Regions from separate parts of the Mus musculus genome. Here region 2 is linked to region 1. The links are chromatin loops, found by intact Hi-C in ENCODE. Cell type or tissue: heart. All regions are shown on one strand. Each heading gives the region's core, and the rest is flanking DNA. Links, peaks and the distances in the headings are about the cores only. Region 1 has its middle 5.3 kb from the start of Gm33413. Region 2 overlaps Kcng1 (potassium voltage-gated channel, subfamily G, member 1).

The links. Peaks named below come from ENCODE experiments on the same cell type or tissue, not always from the same donor. Only the 100,000 strongest peaks of a DNase experiment are listed, where the experiment ranks them.
Region 2: it touches region 1 in a loop (4-fold over the local background); 35 of 42 quality-filtered maps call a loop at or near these places.

What each region holds. Positions count from the first base shown.
Region 1 is chr2:168,429,736-168,438,686 of GRCm38, forward strand. No RefSeq gene overlaps it. Among named protein-coding and RNA genes, the nearest start is that of Gm33413, 5.3 kb to the right of the region's middle. In heart, for the core only: no CTCF peak of the experiment used is centred there; a DNase peak (open chromatin) is centred at 4,646; H3K27me3 peaks cover 1,001 bases.
Region 2 is chr2:168,263,890-168,272,840 of GRCm38, forward strand. Kcng1 (potassium voltage-gated channel, subfamily G, member 1) reads right to left here. Exons shown (of 3, transcript NM_001081134.2): 2 at 4,580-5,379. The coding sequence starts at 5,353. Among named protein-coding and RNA genes, the nearest start is that of Kcng1, 13 kb to the right of the region's middle. In heart, for the core only: a CTCF peak has its summit at 4,359 (motif pointing right); no DNase peak of the experiment used is centred there; H3K4me3 peaks cover 610 bases; H3K27me3 peaks cover 6,777 bases.

The DNA.
Region 1 (8,951 bases), core at 430-8,429:
AGAGCAGCAGCCAAGCGCTCACACCCTAAACCACAAACAGGAAGTACAGAGGGGAGAGCCTCTTGGAAACCTCAAAGCCTGCCCCCAATGATGTACTTCCGGCCTCAAGGCTCCATGTCCTAAACCTCCCTACACAGTGCTACTAGCTGAGGAACGAGTGTCCCAATGTCCTAGACTCCAGAGGATTCTCATCATAAAGCCCAGGTGGAGCTTAGACTGTGAGCTTCTTAGACCGTGAGCCAAGAGAAATCCTTTCCCCTGAAGCTGCTCTTGACAGGTATTTTCAGAGCAATAAGAAAAGCAACTGACGTGACTTCGGGGACCCCACCAGTGACAAGAGAAGCTGCCAGCAAGAAGCACCCCACCAGACATAGCCGCTTGGCCCTGGCTTCCAAAACCAAGAGCCAACACATCTCGACTGTATGAACTGCCTGTCTGAGTATCAGGGACAGCGCCAGGCAAGACCCTCACAGTGGGACTGTGCCTGTGTCCCTCCCCAGGCCTGTGGAGAGGGGCAAGGAAGAGACAGTCCTGTTACTGTCCACATCTCTCTTCTCCCCAAGGCTCTTTTTGTAGCCCAGTGAAGCACATTATTTCAAAGACAACACCCCCCCCCCCCCCGCCAGCTGTGGCCAGAAGTCTTCAATGATGGAAGCATTTTGAAGTCCCCTCTCCTGGTCTGCAGCATATCTTAAACCTAGCCCCACCGCACCCACATCTGCTCTTCCTGGCTGCTGCTCCTGTGTGGTCTTGTAAATATGTGGGCCATACTATGGTTCGATGTAGCCAAGGCTGGCCTCAAAACTCAAGGCAATTCTCTTGCCTCTGCCTCTGCCTCCTGCCTCGAGCCTTTCCTCCCAGCTTAAGCATGATGCTTGAGTCCCTGCCCAGGCAGGAAGTCTCCCCTGAGCTCCTGGCAAGGCTGCTGTTATGCCATCCTGAGGACTATATTTATCAAGATGCAGCTAGCCCTGGGAGGTGAGACTGTGCCCATGCTGCCTCAGGTATCTTCTTTGCTGCAGGATGCATCCCTGTTCTGTCACCAAAGAATGCACTTGACTCCCTTGGGCACAGTTTCTCCACCTATCACCTCCACACTGGCAGTGACCATGTGACTCAGTACTGTGTTGTGTATTTCTCTTCTTAGGAAAGTGTGACCAGAGGTAGTGGGTTCATCTGCATCAATGTCCCCCAGTGCTTCTGGGCAGCCTGCTGAGGAAGTCTTAGGAGTATCAATGCGCCAAGGAAGCAGCTGAGGCACTTCTAGGTTTACATGGCCCCTAGAGCAGAGGCTCTCAACCCGCCTAATGCGTGACCCTTTATGTCATCATGTTGGGCTGACCCCAACCATAAAAATATTTTCTTTTTTTTAAAAAAGATCTATTTATGTATTATATGTAAGTACACTGTAACTGTCTTCAGACACTCCAGAAGAGGGCGTCAGATTTCATTACGAATGGTTGTGAGGCACAATGTGGTTGCTGGGATTTGAACTCAGGACCTTCAGAAAAGCAGTCGGCGCTCTTAACCACTGAGCCATCTCGCCAGCCCCATAAAAATGTTTTCATTGCTACTTCATAGCTATACATTTGCTACTCTTATGAATCATAATGTAAATATCTGAAATGCAAGCTCTCTGATGTGGGACCCCTGTGAGAAAGGTGTTCAACACCCCCCAGCAGGGGTCAGGATCCATAGGTTGAGGACTGCTACCCTTGAGCATCTCACACCAGTGGGCTTCCAGGCCTCACCTGTCACCCTTAGAGTCCATCCGAGTCAGTCGTGGGAGCTCGGCAGTGGGGTCACATTGATCCTCCTGCCCTCCAGTCCCCCTACCACCAGGAAGCTCGGAGACAGACAAGTCAGTAAAGCACAAGATCAGCAGGGGAAGGGTTTGGGGTCAGTGCAGAAGACCCGGGGCTGAACTTGAAACCGAGCAGGCTCCCTAGGGTGCAGGGCAGAGCTGACCACAGAAGTTCCACCTGCCACAGAGGGTGCAGGAGGTAAGGCCAGAGGAAGTCAGGGCTCTCTAGAGCCGCAGAGCTTATGGAGTATCCCTGTATATGAAGGGAATTCATTGAGATGATGTACAGTCTGCAGTCCTACTGACCCAACAGTGGGCAGCTGTGAATGGGAAGCCCAAGAGTCTAGTCATTGCTCAGGCCCACGAGGCTAGTTGTTTCAGCTGGTCTTCTGTAGACGCTGGAGTCTGAAGAAGTGGGTTCCAACGGATGTGCTGGCAAGAAAGTGCAAGCAGGTGGAGAAGAGTGAGTCGTCTTCTTTCAGTGTCCGTATGTCGGCCTCCAGAAAAAGGCGTGGCCCAGATTAAGGGTGAGAACTACCACATCTGGACTTGGAATTTGCTCTGCCCCAGGGCTGGCCTTGAACTCAGAGATCTGCTTGTCTGTGTCTCCTGGGATTAAAGGTGTGTACTACCCTGCCTGGGCCTAAGCTTTTCATGGCCACGAGATCCGGATCGCAGGTGTGCCCTCCATTTCTGGATTGTAGTTCATTCCCGATGAAGTCAAGTTGACAACCAGGAGTAGCCACCACAGCAAGGCTGCTGATGGCCATAGGCAGGCCTCCCTCCGGGGAATGGGCCAGCTGGAAGGGAGGGCAGATAGGTCAGCCGGTGGCTACCAGCTCATAAGCAGAGGCTAACATCAGCCTAGACAGCAGTGCCACACCAAAGAATAACAGGCTGGTAGACTGGAGAAGCCACAGGTCCCTGGCCGGAACCTGTAAATGTAAGCCATCTGGACACTTCCTTGTTCAGCATCTCTGAGCCAGGCACAGGGAGACACACACAGTTGCTGGGTGAATGGACGCCCGAGAGAAGGCTCTTAGTTCCCAGCGTCAGCTGCTTATGAAGCAGATGAAGCCATCTTAGAAAAGCTTAGGAAATGTGTAAATTCAGCCCGCAGTTTAGCTACTGAAGAGGAATCCCAAAATAGTGATGCCTACATGTCTTTTTCTGGTTGACAGTCTGTGTAAGCATATGGGGCTAGTAGGGCAGGCTTGCCACCATCAGAAAACCGGGTTCTTATCCTTCGCTATGGCATCTCTCTCATGGCCCAGTGTGGCTGCACCAGCTCCGGCCATCGTATCTGCACTCTGACCATTTCCACTGCCTGCCAACCAAAGGCAAAGAGTTAAAACCAGGACTTTGCCTTGAAGGGAAGACCCAAAAGCTGTGAAAAGTCTCCAGTCGCTTGCTCTGGACCATCTTCTTGTGAGGCTCCACTCTGCGTGGTAATAGCTGGGCATGCTACCTTCAACTTAAAGGATGTAACTCCAGCTTAGCAGGAGGATTCTTCTAATGGGAGAGGTGACATGAAGACTGGGGGTCAGCTTTCCCTGTGTGATTTGGAGCTATGACAGTTGTGGTTTGTTTTGCTTTGTTCTTTTGTTTTGTTTTGTTTTTTTCCATGACAGGGTTTCTCTGTTGTAGCCCTGGCTGGCCTTGAACTCACAGCCACCTACTGCTGCCTCCCAAATGGAGTGCTAGATTTAAAGGTGTGCATCATGCTGAGCAGTGGTGGCACACGCCTTTAATCCCAGCACTTGGGAGGCAGAGGCAGGCAGATTTCTGAGTTCGAGGCCAGCCTGGTCTACAGAGTGAGTTCCAGGACAGCCAGGGCTACACAGAGAAACCCTGTCTTGAAAACTAAAATAAAAAAAGGTGTGCATCATTACTGCCTGGAGAGAGTGGTGGTTTTTTAATAAACCATTTTTATTTGTATGTGTTTGGGTGTTTTACTTGCACCCCGTGTCTTATGCATCACGAGTGTGGCTGGTGCTCATGGAGGCCAGAAGAGGGCACTGGATTCCTGGAGCAGGAGTTATAATGGTGAACTGCCACGTGGGTGCAGGGAAACAAATCCAAGTCCCCTGGAAGAGCAGCCAGTACTCCTAGACACCGAGCCATCTCTCTGCCGCTCAGAGAGTAAACTTTAACCTTTCTCTGAATCCACATAGCTGCATTCATGGTTCACTGCTCTCTGCACAACTGCATGTATAAAATGTTAGATAGTAACAAACCACACTAGCCAGGCTCTGGATTTCCTGACATATATGATGCTGGGCCTCATCTGTGGGGAGGGTTCCAAGAGTGCAGAGCCTGCATTTGTCCTTGTGAGGATGTGTGCTCTTGGGCTAAGGCCAACACTGAAATATGTGGAACCGAAAAGGAGACAGCACCAGATCTGAATAATAGGCTTTGGCTGGTATTTCCTGACAGGAACCTGTTTTCAGGCTAGCATCAGCAGCTGGTGTGTGTCCGGTTCTCTCTGAGTCTCTAGCTATGCTCACCTGGCACATGGACATTGTGATGTGATGACATTGTTATCTAAGCTCCAAGAACCATGTCGTTGAGTGGGAGGAAACCCCTGAGTTGAGGGAAGCCTAGAGTGGCAAATGCAGGTCTCCAGTGGACAGGCAGGTATGGGGTCCTGCAAGAGAAGCAGGTTAAAAGGTCACATGGACAGCAGAGGGGTGTCCAGCTTTAGTGGCCCATCGCCACTGTCCAGCCCTTCCTATCCCAACCTGGAAGGAAAGTGCCTTGTGACGCTTCCTCCCACTACAGAGACACAGAAGCCGACTCCACAGGGAATTGCAGAGTCTGGGAAAAGGGTGCTCTGTTGTTTCTATTTTGTTTTGAGACAGGCTGTCACTGTGCAGCCTTGGCTGGCCTGGAACTCACTGTGCAGCCCAGGCTGGGCTCAGAATCACAGCTATCTGCCTGTTTCCGCTTTCCAAGTGCTGGGGTCAAAGGTGAGCACCACCAAGTCCAGAAACGATTCTGTTTTCCCACTAACAATATCCATCATGGGTGATCTGTTAGAATTCATGTTCATCTAGATCAGTGGTTCTCAACCTTCCTAGTGCTTCGACCCTTTACAACAGGAGCAGTAGTCCCTAGTGTTGTGGTGACCCCATACCATAAAATTATTTTCACTGCCACTATATAACTGTCATTTTGCTACTATGATGAATGTTAATGTAAATATCTATGTTTTCCTATAGTCTTAAGGGATCCCCGAAAGGGTCACAACCCACAGATTGAGAACTGCTGATCTGCTGATCCACCCAAATCCCCCTGAAGTGTGGAGGGGGTTGCCTTGCTAGGTCTGCATGAAAGGTCAACAAGATATGCTGGAGGTAGACTTGTGAAGGACAGGTCCTTCTGGGTGCCGGGGGCAGGGGGGCTTCTCTCCCCATCCACCTTGAAGCTCCAATCACTCAGTTGAGTCCCAGGCCAAAGTAGGACTGGAGCTTGTTCAATCTGGAACCCAGGACAGCTGGGTGACACCTTGACCCTCAGCTTCAAGCCAACACCTACAAAGGTGATGGTTTGTTTATGTTTGCCCCAGGGAGTGGCACTATTAGAAGGTGTGTCCTTGTTGGAGTAAGTGTGTCACTGTGGGTGTGGGCTTTAAGACCCTCATCCTAGCTGCCTGGAAGTCAGTATTCTGTTAGCAGCCTTCAGATGAAGATGTAGAACTCTCAGCTCCTCCTGCACCATGCCTGCCTGGATGCTGCCATGCTCTCACCTTAATGATAATGGACTGAACCTCTGAACCTGTAAGCCAGCCCCAATTAAATGCTGTCCTTATGAGAGTTGCCTTGGTCATGGTGTCTGTTCACAGCAGTAACACCCTGACTAAGACAGTAACGCACATTCGATTTCCAGGGCTCAGATCCAAGTCCACCAGTAAGCATCTTCCCTAAGACTGGCCAGGGGACACCCTGGCCGTTAAATGTCACATAAACTGTGAGTTCACCTCCACTAGTGTCATTGTGCCTGAGGAGTCAACGTGAGCACACGTGAGGAGCGCAGTCCAGTGAGGGACACTGGGAAGGCTTGGGGGTCCAGCTCCACTGGGGATCCCTGTCCTGGCTCTGAGGGAGCCTGTGGGTGTCTGTTCTGCTGGGAAACAAGTTGACCCCTCCCCTTTCCATCCACACTGGGTCCTGACTGGTTCTTCACAGGGGCCATTTGCATGTGTGGTCATTGGCTCACAAGCAAGTACATGACCTTGAGCAGCCAATCAGTGTACATCTGGTCTCTGGGATGAGAACCTGGAAAGATATAACCAAGAGCCCTGTGGAGGATGCTGGGAAAAGATAGGGTCACAGAAGGCATGGTTAGAACCATGAGTGAACCACGAGGCTTGTGGGTCATCCAGGCTATTGAGATAAGGCCTGGCTGCGTAGTCTCGGCTGGCCTCAAACTCATGATCCTCCTGCCTCAGCCCCCTGAATGCGGGGGTCCCAGCTTGTACCTCCACAGCTCTGAAGCTGGACTTTACTGTGTTTCTGTTTACACAAAGCACTGTTAGATTTCTGCAACCATGGGGCCATGTTTGATTCTTGACCCCTACATCCTGCCCCACTGCGAGTTTCTTGGCCACCGTCGCTCTTCCTTCTGCTTCGCAGAGCCTGGCAGCCTCTTCTGTTACAGTCTATGTGCCCAGCTTCCCACCAGGGTCCAGGGCACCTCCGTGCCATCAATCACTGTTGGATGGATTCATAGGACATAGTGTTCATCCTCTGGAACTTTCTGTCTCATTAGCAATGAGACACAATGTATGACTCTAAATGAGATGTGAGACAGGCTGTGACCGGTGCCACTGGTACTTCTGTGGCAGTTAACGATGTCATTATTAATCCTTTTCAACCTCACGGGGGAAGCTCTCTCTTTCTTTTAAAAGATTCACTTAATTTTACTTTTCATGCGGTAGAGTATCTTGCCCTCGCAGTATGTCTCTGCGCTGTGTGCACGCCTGGTGCAACAGAGGTTGGAAGAGGGCATCAGATCCCCTGGAACTGGAATTATAGATGGCTGTGAGCTGCCATGTGGGTGCTGGGAACTAAACCTGAGCCATGGGTGGCAAGAGCAGTAAGTGCTTTAATTTCTGAGTCATTGTCCCAGACCCTGCAAAGCCTTTCTTGTTGTCCTAAGTGATGGGGCTCATAGTTGATGATAGACCAGCCCTGGTAAACCAGCCAGAGGCAGGCCTATGAGGGTGAATTGACATCTTTACTGGAAGTGGGTGTGGCAGGCCCCAACAATGCACATCAACAATGCACGTATTAAAATAAAACATTTTTGGTTCAGATAGGTGGAAAATTGGTTGCATACTGCAAAAAAGAGAATTTGCTGGTCTGCATTCAAGAAAGCAGCAGAGAGATGTCAACAGCCCTCAACCTCTCTCTTCTCTCTTCTCTCTTTCTCTCTCTGCCTGGGAGCAACCCACACCTGTGCAACCTCATTGGTGGGAAAGGGCTGTGTGACAATGTAGCCTTTGTAGGGGAGCTTGCTGTTGGATCCTCGGGTGCCCTGGACACTGTACAGAGCCCTCAGGTGCATGGTAGGTTTGCATTGTGTGGAATTCTCACTTCATTTTCCTGAAAACTCCAGAGTTGCTTCAGGGCGTGAATATTTTCTTAGATTTTAAGAACTGAAATCATGAACGTCAGTGCCTGGCACACAGTAGGTCTTGTTTTTGGTTTGGTTTGCAGAACCTTCTCTATACACCACAGTGTGCTGTCAGACCTTTGGGAAAGAAAAGATCCCAGCCTCTTTCCATGGAGTCAGGACTGCTGATCCCTTGACAGTGCAGAAGGGAGGAATAATAATACCGGTCTTATGCTGATGGTCCCCAACCGAGCACATGCTGTATACTAAATTCTATGCCAGCTAAGTCCTTTCATGTCTTCTGACACTTCAACACAAGGAATGCCTCTGCTTAGTAATCCACTCATTGATTTAAAGCAGAGGCCCGCAAGGTGTGGTTCACGGTCCAAATCTGGCCCTCCCATTTGTTTCTGTAAATAAAGTTTTATTGACATACAACCACAGCCATTCATGCACACATACACTTACTGTTTCGTCCCGCAACAGACCATGTGGCCCACCAAAAATATGTCCTTCACAGGAAAAATACAGTGATTTAGTGGATGAATTTGAAGACCAGCTCTGCGCTAGGATTGAAACCTCTCGTGGTGTGTGTGGGCATCATCTCTTGTATGCCACTGTGGGGAAATGGAGGCTTGTTCTGCAGGACTAGATCTGGGTTTCAGGATGACCAGTCTGGCTGCTAGAGGTGCTGGAAGTGGAAGCCGGGGCTTCTGGGAGGATTCTGATGGCGTAACCCGGGCTAGAGAAGCCAGGTTGGGAAACCACAGGGGGATGAAAGAGAAGCAGCAAGGAGCTACCATACTGGTGGATTTGATCAAAGCTCTGACCATGTTCCTGATCCTGATAGAAGGATTTGAGGGGCAAGGACCTATTTTGGCACACAGCTACAGAGGCCTCAGCCTACCGTGGTGGAAGGCTGCAGCTGAGCTGAGTTGATCAGTCCCATCATGGCTGACCGGTAGAGACTGGGAAATGTCTGCACCTGGCTGGCTGCCTTCTTCCTCCTCCTATGCCCTGGCCCTCAGACCACAGGTGGTGATGCCCGGTCAGCAGGAGTCTTTCCTCCTCACTTAATCCTCATGGGAATGCCCTTGCAGACATCCAGGAAGTGATGAGCCTTGTCAATCTCCCGGGTGACTCTAAATCCTCTCATACAGACAGTGAAGATTAAGTGTGGCAGCAGCCATTTTCCTCTCTCATGGGCAGAGGGAGAGAGAGGGACCAGAGCAAACGCCCGAGCTTGGGAGTGACTAGAAATGCCATTCACTGGGCTAGGAAGTGTGAGGATGGCGTGAGGTGATGTAGGAAGGAGGAGGAAGAGAAGGAAGAGAGGAGGAGGGGGAGGAGGGAGAGAGAGAGGAAGAGAAGGAGGAGGGGGAGGAGGAGGAGAAAGAAGGAAGAGGAGGGGTGGGGGAGGAGAGGAGAGCTGGTGAGGTAAGAACCTCCCCCTACCCCTCCCCCCACCCCCACAACCTAAGCCAGCTGAGAGATCCCAGTCCCATTAGGTTGAGGCCTCTTTGGGGGGATG
Region 2 (8,951 bases), core at 463-8,462, 170 kb before region 1:
GGGTTTCTCTGTGTAGTCCTGGCTGTCCTGGAACTCACTCTAGCCCAGGCTGGCCTCGAACTCAGAAATCCACTCATCTCCCAAGTGCTGGGATTAAAGGTGTGCGCCAGCACTGCCCAGCGTATATCAAATATTTACATTATGATTCATAACAATATCGAAATTACAGTTACAAAGGAGCAACGAAAACAGTTTTGTGGTTGGGGTCACCACAACATGAGGAACTGTATTAAAAGGGTTGAAGCATTAGGAAGACTCTGGATTGTGATTAGCTTCTCAGAGGACCTCTGTGGTTTTGTCTTTCTGAAAATTCACTCCAGCTTGGTGATGCAATCCTTGACCTGGGGACTCTGATGTTCCCAATCTCTGGGGTGAGAAGCCCTCCTTCTCCAGGAAGCCTTCCTGGAGTGTACCCCACCTGAGTAGCCCCAGGTGTGTTTAGGCCTCTCACACAAGGCCCCTTGTTGTGTGGTTATGAAGTGGGGTACCACCAACCCAGCTAAGCCCAATATACTTGCAAGTCTGAAGACTTGTCCTGGTCACTGTCTCCCCTGCAGTGCCTGTATACAGTAGGCCCTCAAATGTATGCACATGGACCAGGTGCCACGATGAACCCTACTGGTCCCCAAGTAAAACCAAAGATCATTGCCACTGACATAAAGAAAGCCAGGGTCGGGCATGGTGGCACACACCTTTAACCCCAGCACTTGGGAGGCAGAAGCAGGTGGGTCTCTGTGAGTTCAAGGCCAACCTGGTCTATAGAGCAAGTTCCAGGACAGCCAGAGCTACACAGCAACAATATAAATAAATAAATAAATAAATAAATAAATAAGGCTAGGGATCTGTCTTTCTGTCTGTCTGTCTGTCTGTCTCTCTCTCTCTCTCTGGTTCTTTCTTCCGAGTCAGGGTGGTAGAGGGTGACTTAGAACTCCTGACCCTTCTCTCTTCACCTCCCAAGTTCTGGGATCGTAGATTCACACAACCCTCTCCTGCCCTGTTTGTTTATTCATGTATTTATTTTGATTTTTTTTTGAAACAGGGTTTCTCTGCATAGCCCTGGCTGTCCCAGAACTTGCTCTGTAGACCAGGCTGGCCTCAAACTCAGAGATCCAGCTGCCTTTGCCTCCTGAGTGCTGGGATTAAAGGCATGTGACACCACCACCTGGTTTATTTATTTGATTTTTTAAAGACATATCAGGATGTTGTTGGTGACCCAGTGGGTAAAGCCCTTGCTGTGAGGACCAGTGTTTGCATCCCCAGGACCTAGGTAAAATCCAGGCAGGTGTGGCAGCCACTGCAGCCTCTGCTCAGAAGGAAAAGACAGGATCCAGAGGTAAGCTGGGTAGCTAGATTAGCCAGGATTGGCAAACTCTTGTTTTAAGGAAGAGATCCCACCTCAGTGCAAAAAAGCATAGGTCAATTAGGAAAATAAGTGATGCCAACTCTAGGCCTTCACTCACATTCCTGCACACGTGCACTCTTGCACATGCATACACACCACATGTTTGTATACACACACATGCACACACAACACACATATGCATGCACACACACTATATACATGCACAAACATCACACACATGCACACATACCACATACATGCATACACATCACACATACACCACATACATGTCCATACATGAACACACATGCACACACAGCATATACATGGACACACATCACACATGCACACATACCACATACATGCATACACATCACACATACACCACATGCATGCCCATACATGAACACACATGCACACACAGCATATACATGGACACACATCACACATGCACACATACCACATACATGCATACACATCACACATACACAACACACATGCCCATGCATGCACACACCACACACATAATGCACATATGCACACACATGCACACACCACATACATGCACATACATACATGCACACATACATGCACACATGCACACACATTACACACATATACCACATACATGCACACACATCACACACATACACACACACACACACACACACACACACATTTAAAAAGAGTGCTGTCAGATTGGGAGTATATATATAATGATAGGCCACTAGCCTAGCCTGTGGGGGCCTTGGGTTCCACCTCCAGCACCACATGGAGAAACCAAAACAAAACAGTGCCAGAAGTCCCATCAGTGTGGCTTTGATGCTGTTTTCCTGATAAAATTAGGAATAAGGTGGTGGTGGTGGGGGAAGTGGTGGAGAAATGACTCAGGGGTTCAGAGTGCTCACTGCTCCTCAGGAGTTCAGATCCCAGCACCACGTCAGGTGGCCCACAAGAGTCTGTAACCTCGGGGCATCCAACACCCTCTGCTGGAGCAGGAGAGTCCTCGTTGCCCCACCATATACACATAAAATAATAATAGAAATCTCTAAAAAATTAGAACCAAGAATAATGGGTCTGGTGATGATAAAGCTATGACTCAGAAGCTGAGGCAGAAGAGGTGTTGTGAGTTTCAGGCCAACCTGGCGTAGTAAAGCTCTGTCTCACAAAATGATGGAGCTAAAACCAAATCTGTACTCAATAACATGCCAGGCTTGGTGCTGTTCCCCATACATGGACTTCCTCACTTAACTGAATGTTCAGAACAGCATTCATAGTCCCTGGAATGGACAGAGAAACTGAGGCATAGCATGGTCTAGTAACTTCCCCACCGCAGTGCAGCCAGGGTGGGTGAGATGGGACTCAGGTTCCAGCTGTCTGGCTCTAGCCTACCCCCCTTGTCCCCGGTTCCTATGATCATCAACATTAAATTTTCCTTTTTAAAGTTTTATTTAGTGTATATCTCCATGTATACCTGCATACCAGAAGGGGGCATCAGATTTCATTATGAGCCGGTCATGAGCCACCATGTGGTTACTGGGAACTGAACTCAGGTCCTCTGGAAGGGCAGCCAGTGCTCTTAACCTCTGAGCCTTCTCTCTAGCCTGAAATATTTTCTTAAGATCCCTTTAAAAAAAAAAAAAACCTTCAGTGTGTAAGAACACGCTAGCAGTTCTCTCTGAGTTATAAAAGGCAGCCTCGATGACCATATCCGCCATGACATCTGTAGATGGAAGGGCTCCTTCCTCATGAGAACTTCTAAGATTAAGTCAAACAGCACAAAAGGCTTAGCACGTGCAGGCTCTACAGCTGGTCCTCAATTAGTGCTGGTATGTTCACCCCACTCTGTCAGACCGTCTCTCAAATGTCTGCACAGTGAGTGCCTGGTTCGTTCATGTGGTACAGGAATCCCGACCCAAAGGCCCAGGGGACCTCCCCTGTGGACCCAGCATGTCTCTGTCATCGGTATGAAAACTCAAGTGAGCATTTCCATATGGGAAACGCTTCATTTCTGAAGACCTCAAGTCTAGTGTGGGGGAGTTGCGGACAGGTCAGTCATGGACTTCTGTGGGGTATCATGGGTCCCTAGCTGCTGTGTGGGGTATACAGACCATGGATTCCGTGAACCTATGTAAACTGTTCTGTCTGCTTCAGTGTCCTCACTGGCTGGACGGGTGAGAGAACATGCCTCCTATGGAGTTACAGGAGGACCTGCAGGGAAGCTAAGCAGAGCCCCGTCTCCAGGCTCCCATGGCTTCTGATAGCAGTCAGCCTGTGTCAGACTGAGAGTAACTGCCTTACATGGAATACCCTCCCCTACTCCAGACAAGGTTTCTTTGAGTAGCTTTGGCTATCCTGGAACTAGCTCTGTAGACAAGGCTGGCCTCAAACTCACAGAGATCCACCTGCCTCTGCCTCCACCTGCCTCTGGGATTAGAGGTGTGCATCACCACTGCTGCTACATGCAATTTCTTCTTTCTTTCTCTTTCTTTCTTTCTTTCTTTCTTTCTTTCTTTCTTTCTTTCTTTCTTTCTTTCTTTCTTTCTTCCTTCCTTCCTTCCTTCCTTCCTTCCTTTCTTCTTCTTCTTCTTTTTTTTTTTTTTTTCGAGACAGGGTTTTTCTGTGTAGTCCTGGCTGTACTGGAACTCACTCTGTAGACCAGGCTGGCCTCGAACTCAGAAATCCACCTGTCTCTGCCTCCTAAGTGCTGGGATTAAAGGCGTGCGCCACCACTGCCCACCCTAGCCGCAATTTCTTACTGTGCACAGAAACATGCTTATCCTGTGGGGACATGTCCATACACACAGACCTATGGATAAAAAAAAATTGTTTGCATGACTAAGAAAACAAGTTTGGTAGGTTACTAAAGAAGGGAGATGGGAGGTCAGTTTTAATGGCCTCTGGAATGTGCCCAGCTCAGAGGCAGGCGTGTCAGGGTCATATCACCCAAACACTCATGCAATCTGCAGAAGAGGCTCGGGGTCTCTTTGTTGGCCTTTGTTCTAGAGCCCACAGGCTAGGACAGTAGGGGGCGCAGTAGAGACCAGGACCGTCACAGCTGCTGACTTCAGGACACTCACATTATCAGGGAGGGAGGTAGAGAAGATGGATACAAACACGTCCACATAGTAAGACATCAAGCAGCACTAAGGTTGTTCGGCTAGCGCAGAGAGAGAAGACCTCCCAGGGATGGCATAGGAAGTTAGAGCCAGTCTTCAGAGCTGCTGACGGTCTTACCTGTTCCTCCTCCTCACGCAGGCTGGGCAGGGTGCTGACAGACAGGTTGACGGCGGTGACGGTGACAAACAGAACGGACAGGCAGGCAAACACCTTGCCAGGCAGCCCTGAGTGTGGCCGCTCCACCATGTCACGCAGCCTCCTCATGCAGCGGCTCAGGCGGCCCTCGCTGGCGGACGGACCCTCACTCTCTTGATCCTCGCTGTCCAGCGGCTCCTCCTCCTCCTCGCGCTCCATCATCTCAGCAAACTCCTCGATTTTCTGCAGGTACCGGCGCTTGCAGCAGCCGTCCAGGTGGTCCTCCGCGATGCCCCAGTACAGCAGCTCCTCCTGGAAGGACAGGGCGCACATCTCCCGAAGCAGCCTCAGCTTGCCGGCCCGCAGGAAGGTGAGGATGGTGCCAAAAGCTCCGGGGTTGCGGTCGAAGAAGAACTCGTTGCAGGTTACGTCATAGTCATCACACACGCTCAGGATGTCGTCGAAGTTGGTGCAGGCCTTGAGCTGGCCCAGCCGCGTCAGTGGGAACTCATCCAGGGTGGTCCAAGGTAGTGAGTACTTGATGCCACCCACGTTGATGATGATCTGTCGCCTGCGGTCCCCAAGGGAGCAGCTCTGGTGCAGGTCGTCCTGCGGCCGCAATCGTTGGGCCCTGCGGTAGAAGACGCCCTTGATGGCCTGGCGCTGTGGGAAGAAGGCCGGGTGGAAGGAGGTGTCTGAGGCGCAGCTTAGAGCGCTGTAGTCATAGTGCGAGTTGTCTCCCGGTAACAGGGTCATTTTGGGGCTTCACATCCCTCTTGGGCCTGGAAGGAGGAGAAGGAGGAGAGATCCTTGGTGACCCCTGAGTCTTAAGAGAGCCCTTCACTGATTGTGGAGTATGTATTTTTATTTTATTTTTAAAAATAGTACTATGAGTTTTAAATATTTTTATTTATATGCACATGTGTGCGCCTACATGTCTGTATGTGTATCACATATGTGAAAATACCGAAGGAGGCCATGAGGGGGTGGTAGGTTCCTCTGAAATGAAGTTACAGGTGGTTGTGAGTTGCCATGTAGGTGCTGTGGATTGAATCTTGGTCTTCTGCAAGAGAAGCCAGTGCTCTTAAGCACTGTATGTGAGTGTGTGTGAGAGTGTGAGTGCGTATGTGTGAATGTTGTATGTGTATAGTGATGATATGTGTTGTGTGAGTGTGTATGTATGTGTGTGGGTGGGTCTGTGTGTGTGTATAATGGTGCATATGTGTGTGTGCACGAGCATGTGAGTGTGTGTGCGTGCATGTGTGTGTGCATGTGGAAGCCAGAGGACATCTTTGTGAAGCTGACTCTCTCTACCAACTCACATGAGCTCTGGGGACGGAACTCAGTAACGAGGCTTGCTTCACAAGCGCCTTTCCCTGCTGAGCCATTTCACCTGCCTGACTTCTTGGTGTTGAGAACTGGAGGCATGAGGGCCAGAGTGGAGCCCTGGGGTTGGGTTAGAGTTTAGTGTGTGAGGTGCTGGAAATTGAGCCCAGCTAACTTTTAATTAAATGGCATAGCTGAGAGAGACATTTTAGCCTTGGCCAGTGGCTCTCAGGTGGCGCTGACTTAACATGGGACATGCAGCGATGTCTGAGGTAGTTTTGACTGATGCGTTGGAGAGTTCTAGCTTCCAGCAGAAGGGCCTGGGAGCAGCTAACTCAACAGCCACAGTGCCCATTACAGCCCCCACCGAAGTCATCTGGCCCTCAATAGCCCAAATGCTGAGTGGAAAGGCCCTGGTATTGAAGTGATAGCTTTTGGAGCCACACAGTCCAGGTAAGTCACCTACCTATGAAATGAAAGAGCCTGACACGGGCCAGTTGCTCAGTACTGGCTGGTTATTGTCTTAGTTTTTCTCCTAACACCCTTATCACTTCCACAAACAGGAAACAGGTACATAAGAGGCAATGGGCAAAGACATGTCTGGATATCAAAATAGGGCCTGTTTTACTCCCCTGTTGGCAAATATCACCTTGCAGACTCCAGGGGTGGAGAGCACAGAGCCAACTCTGGCTGCTCCAGGTGCTTCAAAATAAATCTGCCCCAGGTTGTGTGTGTGTGTGTGTGAGTGTGTGTGTATGTGTGTGTGTGAGTGTGTGTGTGTATGTGTGTGTGTATGTGTGGGTCTTCACATGTTCCCATTCTTACATGCCTTGAGTCAGGGTCTCACACTGGACCAGAAGCTCGCTGCTTCAGCCTGACTGTCTGATCAGTGAATTCGTGGGATCTGCTTTTCTCTGTCCCCCAGTGCTGGGGCTTCAGGCACATTCTTCTATGCCTGACTCTTTACATGGGAGGCAGGGATTTGAACTCAGGTCCTCATGCTGCAGCAACAAGCACTTTACTCACTGATCCATGCTCTTAGCCCCACTGTGTAGCCAGTTTTACGGTTATTGGTGTGCAAGCTTGGATACTTCTGAGGACTATCTGCTCTCCGGGGAGGGAGCACGCCTGACTCATCTCTGGATCCCTATACCCAGCAGTGTAAACGCTCCACGACCCACTTGCCCACTTGCCGGGGATGAGAGCGTTTACTGTGCATAAACCTGCCACATGTGCAGCTTTAGAAAGCAAAGGTCAGAGTATCAGCAACCACGACCTTCCTTCCTTCCCAGCCTCAGAGTGAGCGGTCTGCACCCAGAGAATGAGGGGGCTGACCTGTCTCCAGCTCCTAGGCTCAGCTTGGTTTACAAATACTTCTGATACTTAAGCAGTTTCATGTAAAAAGATGTACTCGTGGCTCGAATTCCGATTGAGAAATGGCTCTGCCTTTTAGGCCCCGCTCCAGTCTACTGCAGTCTTAACACTCTCCTTCACTCCCACCCTACCTCACTTGCAGGCTTCCTTTACTGTAGGCATTTGAGACCTCGGGTTACTCAAAAGACCTTTCTAGAACTAAATGGATGCATAGGAAAGTAGCAAAAGTTTAATATCCCCCCCCCCCAATCTCACTACATAATGTAGACTAGGCTGTCCTCAGAATTGTGATCCCCCTGCCTCAGTCTAACGATTGCTGGAATTACAGGTCTGTAATTGGCTTTTTAAGATCATCATCCATAGCTGGGCTTGGTAGTGCACCCGGGAGGCTGAGGCAGGAGGATTATCATATTGAAGGCCAGAATGAGATATGCAGTGAGACATTACCCTAAAAATATTTATTTAATGTGATGGGTGTTTTGTCTGCATGCACGTCTACACAGCAAGTGTGCAGTGCCCATGGAGGGGTTGGAAAGACAGTCTGTTTGTGAGCTGCCATCTGGAGCCTAGAAATTGAACCTGGGTCCTCTGGAAGAACAGCCAGAGCTCTTAAAAGCTGAGCCATCTCTCCAGCCCCAGAGACACCATTTGTTTGTTTGAAGACAGGTTTTCTCTGTGTGGCCCTGACTGTCTTGAGACTTGCTTTATAGACCAGGCTAGTCTCGAACTCAGAGATGTACCTGCCTCTGCTTCCCAAGTGCTGGGATTAAAGGCTTGGGCCACCATAAGTGGCTTTTTTGAAAAAAGATAATTATTTTTTTTCTTTTACATGTATGGGTATTTTTCCTGCATGTGTGTACATGACTGCCTGGTACAGCTAGATGTGTCAGTCTCCTGGAACTGGTTGTGAGCTGCCACATGGATACTGGGAATTGAACCCAGGTCCTCTGAAAGAACAGCCAATACTTTTAACAGCTGAGCCACCACCTCTCCAGTCCACAGAGACGCTGTCTTAGTGAACAAAACGAAAGAGCTGGGGATGTAGCTCAGTTGGTGGAGCACCCACTCAGCATGAAGAGAAGCCTGGGTTATGCCCAGCACTGCAGAAACTGGGCATGGTAGTGCACCACCATGACCCCAGCACATGGGTGGTGGAGGCAGGAGAGTTGTTAGTTTGAGATTGTTCTTTGGTAATGTGAAGTGAAATTCCTAGCAGGAGAGAAAAGACAGAAAGAGAGAAACAGAGGGGAAGCTGTAACCTGGGTTAAATATTCTATGATGCCAAATGACTGAACTTGGAGGATTGTGAATCATTAAAGTGTCGCAGACCAGAAACCAAATTATCTTGGGCTATTTTCAGTCCCTTTGAAAGCCATTCATTGCCCACACCTGTGTCTGACCTCAGAATACATCTCATTAAGCCCACTAGATTTACTGACTCACTACCTGTGGCCCCCCACTGCTGTATTCTGTAAATACTTTGATTTATATCTTCCTTTGTTCTGTAATGAATAAGATATAACCACTTTCACAGTGGAACAGGCTTCAATCTGTTTCCCCTGGCCAGGACTACTAAGATTTGCCTCCAGAGTAAATCTTTCTTCTTCTTCCTTTTGGGGGCAAGGGCCGTGCTTTTGCGTTACAAAGCAAAGTG